Regions from separate parts of the Mus musculus genome. Here region 1 is linked to region 2. A link is a contact called in ENCODE POLR2A ChIA-PET data. All regions are on one chromosome and are shown on one strand. The core of a region is the stretch at or near the end of the contact, and the rest is flanking DNA. Distances in the headings are between cores, read along the strand shown. Region 1 holds the start of Drg2 (developmentally regulated GTP binding protein 2). Region 2 holds the start of Gid4 (GID complex subunit 4, VID24 homolog).

Region 1 (6,497 bases), core at 922-3,421, 37 kb after region 2:
CTCCACACAACCATACTTCACCACAAAATAAATAAAATGTAATCAAAAAAATCTTAAAGGCAAAGAGAGAGAAAGACATCAGATGTTAGCCTCTGGCCTACACACACACACACACACACACACACACACACACACACACACACACACACACACACACACACACACATATATTCATCCCTAGCATACAGAGAGTAGCACTGGGCATCACTAGTCTGTAGTCCTTGTCTTATGTGTGATTAGAATCCATCCCATCTAGAACTGGAAGCTCTGGGAGAAGGGATAGGGCTCTTTCTACACCACGTACTGTCCTAAGGCTCCTGATTTGGCAGGTTCTTCTAAGCACTAAACACACGTCAATCACTGTGTTATGTTTGGGTTACATCAGTAACTCAGCAGAATGGGGTTGTTGTGTTGTTGAGTCATGGGCCTTACTGTATTCTGAACATTAACTCTCTGTGTCCTCTGTGGTTTTCTCCAGTGTCTTTGACCTTGCTGAAGTATCTTTTGATGGACAAGTTAAATATGTACATAGAGCATAGTGACCTCTCCCTGTGCAAACCAGCCCCATCTCCACAGATCTGCATGGACAGTGGAGCTCACAGCTGGCTTCCAAGACTTAGGTTTGGAGGAGTCGGATCTTCCTTGAAGGAAAGGCTAGCTGCCTTTTCCTTGATCTTGAGGTAGGCCCAATTCTCGGGCAGGCAGCAAAAACAAAACAAAAAAATTAAGGACCATGGGATCATGAAGCAGACAGCAGAGAAGATGTTAGCATTCTTGGAAATTGAGCCATTTCCCCCAACTGTAAAGTCAAAGTGAGCTTACTTCTGGGGTTACAAGGTGGTGGTAAAAGATTCCAACAGCCATATTAGGAAGGAGTTGATGGAAGGGGTGGGGATAGGGAATAAAAGAAGTGCAAGATACAGGTATATGAATGGAAATGTTATGGGGCTAGAGATGGCCCAGTGCTTAAGAGCACTTGTACTTGCAGAGGGCACAGGTTTGACTCTGGACCCCTATGGTGGGACACAAGCATCCCTCCAGATCCAGGCAATCTGATGCCCTCTTCTGACCTCTGCAGGCAACAAGGAAGACATGCATGTGGTATACACATACATGTAGGCAAAACACTTATACATGGAAAATAAAACATCTTTTAAAATGTTATAACCCATTATTTTGAATGCTAATTGTTTTTTAAAAGGAAATTTGAGGCAGAAGGGACCTGAGGACTTGGGCCTGGGCTTCTCAGGCCTTCTCATCTGCATTGACCACCCCAGCTTCCAAAATGCTCCATCACCTTTTGATACCCACTCAAAACATCATATAAACCTACCACACTTAAATCGTACTACCTTGCAGAAACAGCATACACATCTACTGCATTACCATGAGGGTGTGTAGACTTGGAGTTCACAGCCAGAGCTTCATTCTATCTTGGCACTGTCATTTAACAGCTGTAATTTGCAATACCTATTCGGAAACTGCAATGCAAGCGAGACTGGTGACCCCATGCACTTTGTTCTTGAAACAGACATGTTCGATTCCCAGAACCCACGTGGTTGTTCACCACCGTCTGAAACTATACTTTTAGGAGATCTGGTGCCCTGTTCTGAGCTCCACTGGCACATGCACATGGTGTACATACATATATGCAAGCAAAACACACATAAAATGAATACATCTAATTTAAAAATTAAAAAAACAAAAAAACAATACCCCACATTAAAGCTGGCATTAAGTGCTCTTAACGGCTGAGCCCAGTTTTGAACTTTTCGTTTGCTTTCCTATCTGACACTGATACTAGCTGTGCAACCCAGCTGACTTCAAATTCGCAGCAATCCTCCTGCTCCTGCCTCCTGAGTACTGGGATTAAAGGTTACTCCAGCAGGCTAGACCCCAAGACTCTTTTACTGCCTTTACAAAATGGGAGCCTTAAGACTTTCTGCCCATCTCCTTTTCTGTCACTATCAAAGAGAAAAGAGATTCCCCCTCTGCTTTGCAAACTCAAAGCAGTTTGGGGTCTGGTCCTAACGAACCAAAGTCAAGACCCGGATGCTCATCGCAGCTGGACGAGGTAGGAACGGATGGTATCTGCTCTCCACGTGGTGTGCCCGGACTCCGAATCTCGTAGCACCGGGAGCTCGGGAGGACTCCATTCTTGGTGCGCTTCCTGGTTCTGACTGCTTTGCTTCCGGCATTAGACGTGAGCGCTCAGCGCTGTAAGCTATAGGCAGCGTGAATCTCCGCCGAAGCTGCAACTATGGGGATCTTGGAGAAAATCTCGGAGATCGAGAAGGAGATCGCTCGAACGCAGAAGAACAAGGGTAAGGGCGGGATCGGAGGGGTCTCCCTTTCTACCCTCCTTGTTTTTCTTGTCTGTAAAATGAGGGGACAACTGGAGCCACCACCGAGGCCGGAGAAACACCGGGGAAGTGCCGAGGCGTGCGTGAGGCGGGAGCGGGCACATTCAGCGACGTGATTTCAGGGTTCTTGAGAGATCTGATCTGTGCTGGACTCAGTGTTCAAGTAGAGAAACCTCAGCGCGCACAATAAGCCCGTGACCCAGAAAGGCAGTGTCGGAGATTTTCCCCTAGGGTCCTGGCAGCTGGGCCTTCATGCTGAGAAGGGCAAGAGAAGACATCTCACAAAACAGCTTGTCCCGGCAGACAGGCAGGCGCCAGCGAGCTAGTGTCAAGGAAGTAGGGACTGGAGAATTTGTCCACTACGTTCTTGCTATGTAACCTTGTAAAGTCATGTCAGTTTTTGGCGACCCAATGTCCTCATCTGTGGATAGGGATAACACCCGCTCTGTTGTGGTTCACATGTGCAAAGCCCTTGCCAGAGTGATCACCTAATATTTAAAGTAAACCACCCCAAATACACAACACCAAGGAAGCATCAAACTGTGAGGGTTGGGGATCAGTGGAGAGGTGGGACTGCCAAGCAGTGTCTAGCCTTGGTGCTTTCCCGAGTCTTGAAGAAATGTGGTGACAGAGTTAGTGCTGCTGCCCTTCCTGTTCGGATGCACAAGGCTAAGTGACCTTTCCAGGCAGTAATGGCAGGGTGGGATTGATCTGACTTAAATTCAGGCAACAGCAGGTTCATAGGTCCTGAGGCAAGGATAAAGTCAGAGAAGGGTGGAAGGAGTTGGGGCAGGACAGCTGAGGTCCTCAGTCTCAACCATGTCCCTGCTATCATGCGGATTCGGTAAGACCTGAAACAGAATTCCTTCTCAGTAACTTAACCCTGTTCCCCAGAATTTGGAAGCAGTATGGTAACCCTAACAATACTTTTTTTGGTTTGGTTTGGTTTTTGGTTTTTCGAGACAGGGTTTCTCGCTGTAGCCCTGGCCGTCCTTGAACTCACTCTGTAGACCAGGCTGGCCTTGAACTCAGAAATCCGCCTGCCTCTGCCTCCCAAGTGCTGGGATTAAAGGCGTTCGCCACCACGCCCGGCCTGACAATACTATAAAGGAGAAGGAAAAGGGACAGGTGTACAGTGAAACAGTCTGTTCTCCCTCCATGAGTGCTGGGTGATGTCAGGAGAACTAAGCACAAGGTACCCATCCTCTGCCTGGGGCCGCAGTGATGGGACGTGTGCAGGGAGGCTGTGTGGCCTCCTGGATTCCGTCAGGGGCTGATCACAGCATGGCAAATTTGTGTATGCCACAGTGTCCCCTTCTTCCATGAAGTGGTGCACCACATGGAATTCCAGCACTACAGAAAGTGCCCTGTGTCCATAGAGAAGCAGGGCAGACCTGAGGCCTTCAAGCCTGACCCAGGTTTTCTCTGGACGTCTTCAGGATGTGACAAGTCACGAATTCAGGAACTTCCCGGCTGTTCGGAATTGGTTCGTGATCTTTAGGGCAGCTACCAGGAGAGAGTAAAGCTCCAGAGTGAGCAGAGAGCAGCCCTGTGACCTTCTGTCTGCCTCAAGTACCATTAGTGCTGCCCATCCGTGCTCCTTAGGATGCTGAGATACCAGTGGGGTACCAGGGGAACCCTTGAGGTCTCCTTGAGGTGATTGTTGTCTGGTCTTGATGTTCTCAGCACTTGGCCCTATGTGGGTCCCCACCTGACCCTCCAGGTAGAGACCCTGACACTTGTTCCTGTCTTGTTTTCCATCCTCCAGCCACCGAGTACCACCTGGGCCTGCTGAAAGCAAAACTGGCCAAGTATCGGGCCCAGCTCCTGGAACCATCCAAATCCGCCTCATCCAAAGGAGAGGGCTTTGATGTCATGAAGTCAGGTGATGCCCGTGTGGCACTGATTGGCTTTCCCTCTGTGGGTAAGGTCAGTGATGGTCTCTGTGGACCTTGGGGAGAACAATAGAGGGTCACTTACCTACAGCATGCCCATCCCTACCTCCCCTCAAAGTCTTACCTCCCTATCGCCCTAACTTAGAGGTTACTCTTTCTTCTCCTTAGCAGGAATAGTTGGCCTTCCAACTGAGCCAGTGGCACACAGTGTGTACCTTATGCTGGGCATTGGGCCCGATACTGGGATGCCCATCCCTACCTGCACATACTTCCTCTCAGAAAAGACAATTTGAGCAAATTCAGGTGTCACTTAGTTGGTTTTAAGCTCCAAGGAAGTCCAAGGTCCTTCAAGACATGTCTGGGTAGCTGAAGGCTTCTCTAGTGAGTGGTTGGTGTATCAGAGGTCCTAACCGATGTGAGGGAGCTTGCTGAGAGAGGCCCTTCAGGGGAAGCCTGCCTGTAGACATTGGGAGAGCTGGGCTATCTGCCCAAGTGAGCATCAGGAGAGCGGAGGTGATGAGAGTCAAGAGAAGTTGGGCCTCAGAGCTAGCACACAGACTGGCTACAAGTGAAGTGATGATGTCACTGTGGAGTCTTCTAGAAAGTTTCTTCTGGAAAGTGGTTCAGTTTAATGTCCTATCTTGACTCACATTTTATGTGGTATGATTAAGTAAGCATCTTTGCCAGGGCAGATAAGGTTTTAATACATTTCAAATACGTGCCACACTGGATGTCAGAGAACTTAAAAGAGTCAGTTCTTTCCTTCTACCTTATGGGTCCATAGGATAGAACTCAACTTGTCAGGCTTGGTGGCAAATACTTTGTATCTGCTGAGCCATCTTGAGAGACAATAGGTTTTTAATGCTAGAATGATCTTGGATTTTTGTTGTTGTTGCAGAGAGTTGCCAGAGTCCTGATAACTGTTTCTTTATTGGTAACACTGTTACCTGAGGAAACACCCTTGTTACAACCCATGCATTAAGGGCAAGCTGTTGTCTGTGTCCATGCTTGGATTCATAGCTCTTTTAACTTCTACTAACCTGGCTTCCCTCACCATATTCACCTGCCCTGTTCCCCTGATTCTAGGCAGCCCCAGCATACTTTGGTTTTTACTTTTTGTTTTGGTTCAAGGCCCGTGTCTCACTGTGTAGCTCTGCAGGGGCTGGAATTGGCTCTGTAAATCAGGCTGACCTCAAACTCAAACTCACAGTGACCTACCTGTCTCTGCCTCCTGAGTGCTAAGATTAAAGGTGTGCCTCACCTTGTCTAGCCCTGATTTTTAGTTTTATTTTTCTCTATTCACATGTGTGTGGGTACATGTGTTTGAGGGTGTTTGTTTGTGCACGTGTATATGTATAGGGGTGGAGGCTAGGACAATATCCAGTGTCATTTCTCAGGCTCTCCACCTTGGTTTTTGGTTTTTGTGGAGGTTTTTTTTTTTTTTTTTTTAGATTTATTTATTTATATCTCTGAGTACTCTGTCTGCATGTACACCTCTATGCCAGATGAGGGCATCAGATCACATAGATGGTTGTGAGCCACCATGTGGTTGCTGCCAATGGGATTCAGGACCTCTGGAAGAGCAGCCAATGAGTGCCCTTAACTGCTGAGCTATCTCTCTAGCCCCTCCACCTTGATTTTTAAGAAAGATCTCTTGCTGGCCTAGACCTTGTCAAGTAGACCAGGCTTTCTGACCCAATCCTAGGAACTCCCCCTGCCTCCACCTCCCCGGTGGAGATTATGGGACCACTCCTAGGTTCTTTACATGAGTGCTATGGGAGCATACACTTTACTGATTCGGCTCCTAGCCCCAACTCCACACCCCCTTTCAGTCCTGGGCATTTCGGCCTTGTGCCCCTGAGCCACAGTCCCAGCCCGATGATGTGATGACCTTGATGTTTCAGTGCAGTCCTAGCTTTGGAACTGTCTGCTTCAGCACAATCCCACCATGTGTCCCTCAGCCAAACCTCGCTCCAGAGGCCTGTCTCATCTGACCTACTCCCTGCCCTAGTCTAGGATCTGCCATTTCTCCGAGGAGGCCTGGTTTCCTTTTGGGGGGAATGGTTGTGGAAACCAAGACTGAGGCGCTGGCTTACTTGTTAGCAGGTTTGCTGGTATACAGATAATATATCAGAGCAAAGATGGGCACAGGAGGCTGCCCATCCCAAAGCAGCGCTCCAGAGCGGATGAGCCACGGCACCTGTTCTTGGGTACTTGCTATAGGCTACGCATATTTTAT
Region 2 (6,560 bases), core at 2,078-4,577:
AGGTCAAGGTCAGAAGAGGGTATCTGATCCCATGGAACTGGAGTTACAGATGGCTGTGAGTCACTATATGGGTGCTGGGAACTGAACCCATTCCTCTGTAAAAGCAACAAGTGTTCTTAATCTCTGGGCCATCTCTCTAGCCCCTTAAGTAAATTATATCTTAATAAAGGTATTTAAAATTCTGCCAGGGTCAGAGAGATGGCTCCGTGGGTAAAGGTGCTTACAAGCAAGTCTGATTCCAAGTTTAATCTCCCAAGCCCATGTAAAGGTAGCAAGAGAGCACCAACTGTCAGAGGTTGTCCTCTCATCGCCACATGTACAGTGGCACATGGATGCCCAAATACATGCATACACAAATAAATATATGATAATAAAAAATTCTTGCAGCCAAATACATAAGTGCACTATTTTCCAAATTGCTTTTCATCTGGAGTGGAGGTCCATACCCTAGGCTGTTCTGGCCAATATAATGAAAGCAGACAATATGTATGAGTATGTGGCTTTGTTCCAATAAAACTCTACTTCAAAAGCAGATAGCCGTCTGGTCCCTGACACTCCTATGAGAATGGCAAAGCAGGTAACGTCTCTTAAGTGGCAGAAACTTGGAGAAGCTGCCTTGGACAGGAGGCAATTTGTAAATGGTAGGAACAGGACAGGACTTCAAGCTTTTATTTCTTTGGGAATTTACCTCATATGCTGCTTCTCCAAACTACATCCTCCTCTGGGCAGAAAACAGCAGGAGGGTGGCAATGGCCTCACAAAGGTCTCTGCACTGCAGGACCTCCTCCTCCAACCCCACAGCGAGCCCTTCCTTCAAAAGCCTCTCCTCTCCTGACAAGTTTCTATGGTGTAGCTGTTCCTAACATTGACAAGTGGATTCTTAAAGAAGAAGGACTTAATAATTTACATACTTCAAAGATACACAAAAATATCTCCCACCTGGGGAGGACAAAAAGAGCAAAGCATACCCTAGGGAGGCACGGCATAAACAAAGGAACACATTCAGGAGTTCACTAAATAGGCAAAGGGTCAATTTAAGCGCATGGATGCTTTTTGTTTTCCATTGTGGAGGTGCTTGATCTGCCATCTTTTCTTCTGTATTACAGACTTACCAGTTGGCTCTTAGCATTATTTAGCACATAGTAGGTAGTCAAAGGTGAAAGAAAATAGGAATGTATGAATGAATGGGGCACAGAGAGCTATCTGTAAGTCAAGCCCGTTCTCCTCCTCCCCATACCCCATGACCTCAAGTGATCCTATCTCAGGCTCCCAAGCAGCTGATACATGTGTGTGACGCTACTCTTAGCTTCTTCCTTTGTCTTTACTGGCTTTTTCTGCCCCACTTTTAGGCCTTCGTTTGTGTCCTGATAAGCAAAAATCAGCTCCCTGGTGCATCCACTCCCTTCCCCAGTTATATAAAATCATGGGCTATAGACCATTGAACGGCTCACCACGTATAGACGCTGACCACTAAACCCAACATCCTCAGTTCAGTCCCTCAAAGCCACAACCAAGTCCTGCTGGTTGTCCTCTGACCTCCATGTGCATGCCAAGTGCACACACAGATATATACACACTAAATGAAACAAGAAATTATGGGATTTACAGCCTAAAGAATTCTTAAAGGCAATCTCATGCTTCAGATCACCAAAGAAAGCAACATCATACATGCCCAAGACCACAGTACCTCAGAGATTTTGCCAACAACAGACCCCAGGTTTGTACTCTTATGCCAATTGCCAAACTGCCTATGGAATTGTTGCCTAATGAGGGCAGTGTTGCAGCAAGACCTCTAACACCCAGTCATCACCTCTGGACATGTTACACCCCCTTTCTCCCCCATCAAACTCTTACTCATCTCTCAAGCCCCAGTTTAAATGCCCTTTCAATCACCCTGTACACGCTCATCCTTGTGATTTCTTAAGTCCTTCATAGTTCCCATATCACAATATATTGCAAACTATTGTTTCGTAAGCATAATGAATCCTGCATCTGATGTTGAGAATCATTCAGGTGAGACCACATGCCCTCAACACAAAACAACTAACTGAATTTAGAGAGGTCATCACTACTTTTCATTCACTGAAGTGAACCTCACTTGTAGCAATCTCTCTTTCAGAAGCAATGAAATAACCTTCTTTCAGTCTTATTACAGTCCTTAGTAGGTCAAAGAAGCCTGGCATAAACTCCCACTTAGAGAAAGCTGCAGAGAATGCAGAGGCTGTGGCACTGCACTAGGACAGAGGGCCCGCAAACCCCTAAGGAAGTGTGCTGTGTGTGGTGGAAGACTTAAGGCCTGCCTCTGTGCCAAGTCTTCTGCTGGGTCCTGAGGACACAACACAGTCATGAGGACACAACACAGTCAGGTCAGTCTTTGCCTTCCATAGCCTCAACCAGTCTGCTCTGTGACCTTGGATGTCCTGATTGAAAGCCCAAATTTTCCTTTCTGAATCCAACTAAGACACCTGCTCCCCTTTAAAAGGAAAAACAAACAAACAAACAAACAAGCAAACAAAAAAACCCTGAAGCTGGGAGGTGGTGGTGGTGGTGGTAGTGGTGGTAGCACTCAGGAACTAGAGACAGGAGGATCTCTGAGTACGAGGCCAGCCTGGTCTATAGAGTGAGTTCCAGAGCAGCCAGGGTTACACAGAAAAATCCTATCCCCGAAAAAATAAAAAGAAAAGAAAAAATAAAGGAAATTGAGAAAAGCCTCAAGAGCCAAATATCTCGTGTCCTGGGCACGCTGTGTCCCCTAAAGTCACCCTCGCACTTGTTTGGATGTCATTTTTCAAATTGAAACAGAACTCTGTTGCTCTAAATATTCGCATAGGCCTGAACCCTGCCTGTCACCCCGCATTGCACGTCAGAAACCTTCCTCCAGGTGAGCCCGACTTGGCTCCTGACCAAAAAGTCACATTATGTCCGGGCCTCACCTGTTGGCGGGACATAGGCCCGGGCCGGAGGCTGCGGAGCTGGCCCCGGCCATACTGAGACGGTGGGGTCACTGAGACGCCGGTCCAAGAGACCGCGCCACCGGTCCCTCAGCCGGGGGTAGATTCGCCACATCCTGCCCAAGGACCTGGGTGGACACATGCGTGGAAACAGAGTACAGGAAAAGAGCGAAGAGAACCCCACACCCCTCGCTGGTTCTGTACGGAAACCTCTCACCAAGGGTTCATAGCCCTCAGCCTCCTCAGCACGCCGCCATCTTCCTCATGACACCTACGGCGCGCCGTCGCAGCCGTGCGCCCCGCTGCGCGCCACTCCCGCCCCCGTCAATCAGCATCATAAACGTGCTCGCCACGCCCCCTCCATGCCGCGCCACGGGAAGAAAACTACAAGTCCCAGAGGGCCGTTCGCGCTCTGCGCCACGTGCTTTCTCTGTCCGCCAATGGGCGGAAGCGCCGCGTGAGCTTGCTCCCGCCTCTCCAGCGCGCCCGCGCCAATTGGAAGCTGCAGAGTGTGTGTGTGTTTGTGTGTGTGTGAGCGCGCGCGTGTGTGTGTGAGCGCGTGTGTATGAGTGAGTGAGTGTGTATGCGCGTGTGTGTGTGTGTGCGTGCGTGCGTGTGTGTGTGTGTGTGTGTGTGTGTGTGTGTGTGTGTGTACCCGCGAGGGCAAGTGGGAAGGGAGACCCAGCTCAGGTCTGGGAGGCCCTGCTTGCAGGTCTCCGGGTCCAGGTGGCAACACGAGCGCTTGGTCTGGCCTCAGCGGGCGGGTGGTTCCCCGGCCCCTCCCCCGCGCGTGCGCGCCCGGGTCCGCCCTCCCCGCAGCTTCGGCTCCCGCGCGGCGGCGGCGGTTCCTTCCCCCTCCCCCAGCCCTGGCTCCGGGGGACCCCGCGATGCCGGTCCGCACCGAGTGTCCCCCGCCGGCGGGTGCCTCAACCACATCCGCGGCCTCACTCATCCCGCCGCCGCCCATCAACACCCAGCAGCCCGGCGTGGCCACCAGCTTGCTCTACAGCGGCTCCAAGTTCCGTGGCCACCAGAAGAGCAAGGGGAACTCGTACGACGTAGAGGTGGTGCTGCAGGTGAGCGCCAGGCGGCAAGGCCGGGCCCGAGGGCCTCCTCGCGGCGCTCACGGGCCGGGCCTGCCCTGGGCTCCTCGAGCCCTCAGCCGCGGACCAGGCCCTCTCACTGCCGGGGCCTCCTGCACCCGGCGCCTCCCACCGGGACCTGCCCAGCTGATGTCACACTCTCGAACCCTACCCCTAGCCCACCCCTAGACTCAGAGCCTGTAGTGGCCAGTCTCCGACAGACCCCGAAGACTGTCCCACACTTAGAGCCTTTGACTCGCCGGCTTGGGCATCCGGAAGCTCCCCCATGACTAGCCGTCCTTTAGCCTGAGTCGGTTCTTCCCAAGTCCTGTCCTCCCTACACCAGCCAGCCCTCCCACCAGTCCCTGTCGGATCCTGAAAAACTCTCCATTGGCTGCCCCAAACTCAGTACCTCTCGATAGCGGCCAGTGTCACATTCTCCCGGAATGAAGCTTTTCCTCTGACCCCAACTCCATCCTGAGTGCCAGGGACATTGCTCCTTAGGAGAACTCAGTCAGCCCACTGCTGACGGGGGAGAGGTGGCCAACCTCCCTCCATTGGCTGAGACAACCCACAGAGGTTGAGGCTCCCCAAAGACCAGGGAGCCTCACACCCAAATATCTCCAGTTGCACCACTTAGTGTTAAGACCTTGTCTCGTGGGGCCTTCCAGTACCAAAACCCGGCGTCAGTCAGTTCATAGGCATCCGCTGCTACACTTTGCTTCCTGTCCCAGGCTTCTTACCCTACCCTGCTGTGGCTCCTTCCCATCCCTGGCAGTCCCCCTGGCCTCTCCCCAGACCTCGCACCTTGATCTAGCTGGTTGCTATTGCTGGCTGTAGTGTTGCTGATTGTTATCTGCATAGCTCCAGAGTTTCCTCCGAGCCTCAGATGCCTAAGTACTGGGAAATCTAACACAGTTTTGTTTTGTGTCCACTTACCTCCCCCTATTTGACCTGGATATCTGAGTACTGGCTGGTGGCTGCCAGTCCCTGAACAACTTTGAAACTTCAGCTTCATCTTCTCTGGGCCTTTCTTTTCCAGAACTCCACCTCTTTCTCTCCCCCTTGAAGCTTTTCCCAACTGAAGGAGATTGGTGGGAGTAGATATTTCTCTTTTATCTATCTCCCCTCTCCACAATACTCTTCTTTCTAGGTATTAAACTGTCTGCCAGAAGACCAATTCCCTGTCCCACCTTGTGTGCTTTCTCCTAATGCCACCTCCTAGGTAGTTCCCCAAGTCTTGTTCCTTGAAAGCCAGAGGTTTAGAGGTGCATACTGCCCCAGGGCCCGGGGAGATGTATATTGAACATGTACAGCATCCACCACCCTTGGTTCTAATTTCCCATCTCAGATTCTTTTGAGCAAATAGATCTCCCACTCCAAAGACTCGAGAGTGTCTCTGCTTTCTAACTGCAGCACACTCATCAGCTCTTTTCTTTCCTACCATTTGTAGAAATAGTTCTCTCAGCTTTGAGATTGGGAAAACCATACTCTTATTAAATGTAATTTTTCCCCATAAAGCTCTATCATGAAGTATGGTATTTATTGTCATTGGAAAGCTGTGACTGAGTTATTTCAAGTCTTGTTACCTACTGTGATAATCATTTTTTTTCCTCCTTAAGATGTGATACTATAGTATGAAAAAAATTAGGCTTTTTGTTTTTTTAATTCATTCAATCATAAAATTCTGGAAGTGAGTTCTCTACATGGATCATGTTTAGAGTGGCCCTGAATTTATGCCCATTTACTGATTTCTGATGTAATAGGTTCATAGCTGCCAGAGCAACTAGGTTTCAAAGGGAAGTCTGTTCCTATCATTTGTCTGTTGTTCCCTGCCTCGACAGGGGCCTTGTGAATCAGTGGAAATAGTGATTGAGTTAGAGGCATGGTTGGTAGGTGTCGGGTAGCCCATATCCTTCCGTGGAATGCCGAGTGGTGGGAATGGTTGGTGGTCGTGCCACGGAATGCTCCCCTACATCTCTGCCAGTGAGCTTGTTACTGTGATCAGGTAGGGGCATAGGAACTGTTATGTTAATTGGTCTTCTCTAGACTCAGCCCTCTGAGAAAAGTTCTGTCTTTCATAATTCAACTTCTTTCCTGCTTTTCTTGTTTGACTTAAACTATTTTTAGGAAGCAGAATATTGTTGCAGTTAAAGGCATGGACTCTGAAGTCAAATCAATGAAAGTATACCTGCTTGTTTGGCCTAAGTACTTTTGCTAAGATACACTCCACATACCATACTGTTTACCTATTCAAGGTGTACCCTTAATGATTTTTAGGATATTCACAAAGTTATACAACTATCACCAGATTTTAGAACATTTATATTGCCCCAAAAGAAACCTTTGTACACCTCAGCCATCACACTTACCAATCCTAGGCTAATCTTTTTCTGCAGATTTACCTATTCTGAGACCAGATTTGGTAGTATTCACTTGTAATTCCAAAATTCAGAACCTGAGGCCAGAATCTGGGCTGCAGAATGAGACCCATCCTCAAAAAAACAAAAAAAAAAAACCCAAAAAC

The links. ChIA-PET counts read pairs that join two places held with the same protein, here RNA polymerase II (POLR2A).
Region 1: POLR2A ChIA-PET joins it to region 2 with 28 read pairs in embryonic stem cell. The contact joins the promoter of Drg2 here to the promoter of Gid4 in region 2. POLR2A ChIA-PET finds 5 or more read pairs at or near these places in 4 of 5 experiments (Patski and embryonic stem cell).

What each region holds. Positions count from the first base shown.
Region 1 is chr11:60,452,420-60,458,916 of GRCm38, forward strand. It overlaps Drg2 (developmentally regulated GTP binding protein 2), which reads left to right and starts at 2,172. Exons shown (of 13, transcript NM_021354.2): 1 at 2,172-2,324; 2 at 4,132-4,292. The coding sequence starts at 2,261.
Region 2 is chr11:60,413,818-60,420,377 of GRCm38, forward strand. Gid4 (GID complex subunit 4, VID24 homolog) reads left to right here and starts at 3,328. Exons shown (of 6, transcript NM_025757.4): 1 at 3,328-4,027. The coding sequence starts at 3,839. Atpaf2 (ATP synthase mitochondrial F1 complex assembly factor 2) reads right to left here and starts at 3,217. Exons shown (of 8, transcript NM_145427.3): 1 at 2,934-3,217. The coding sequence starts at 3,093.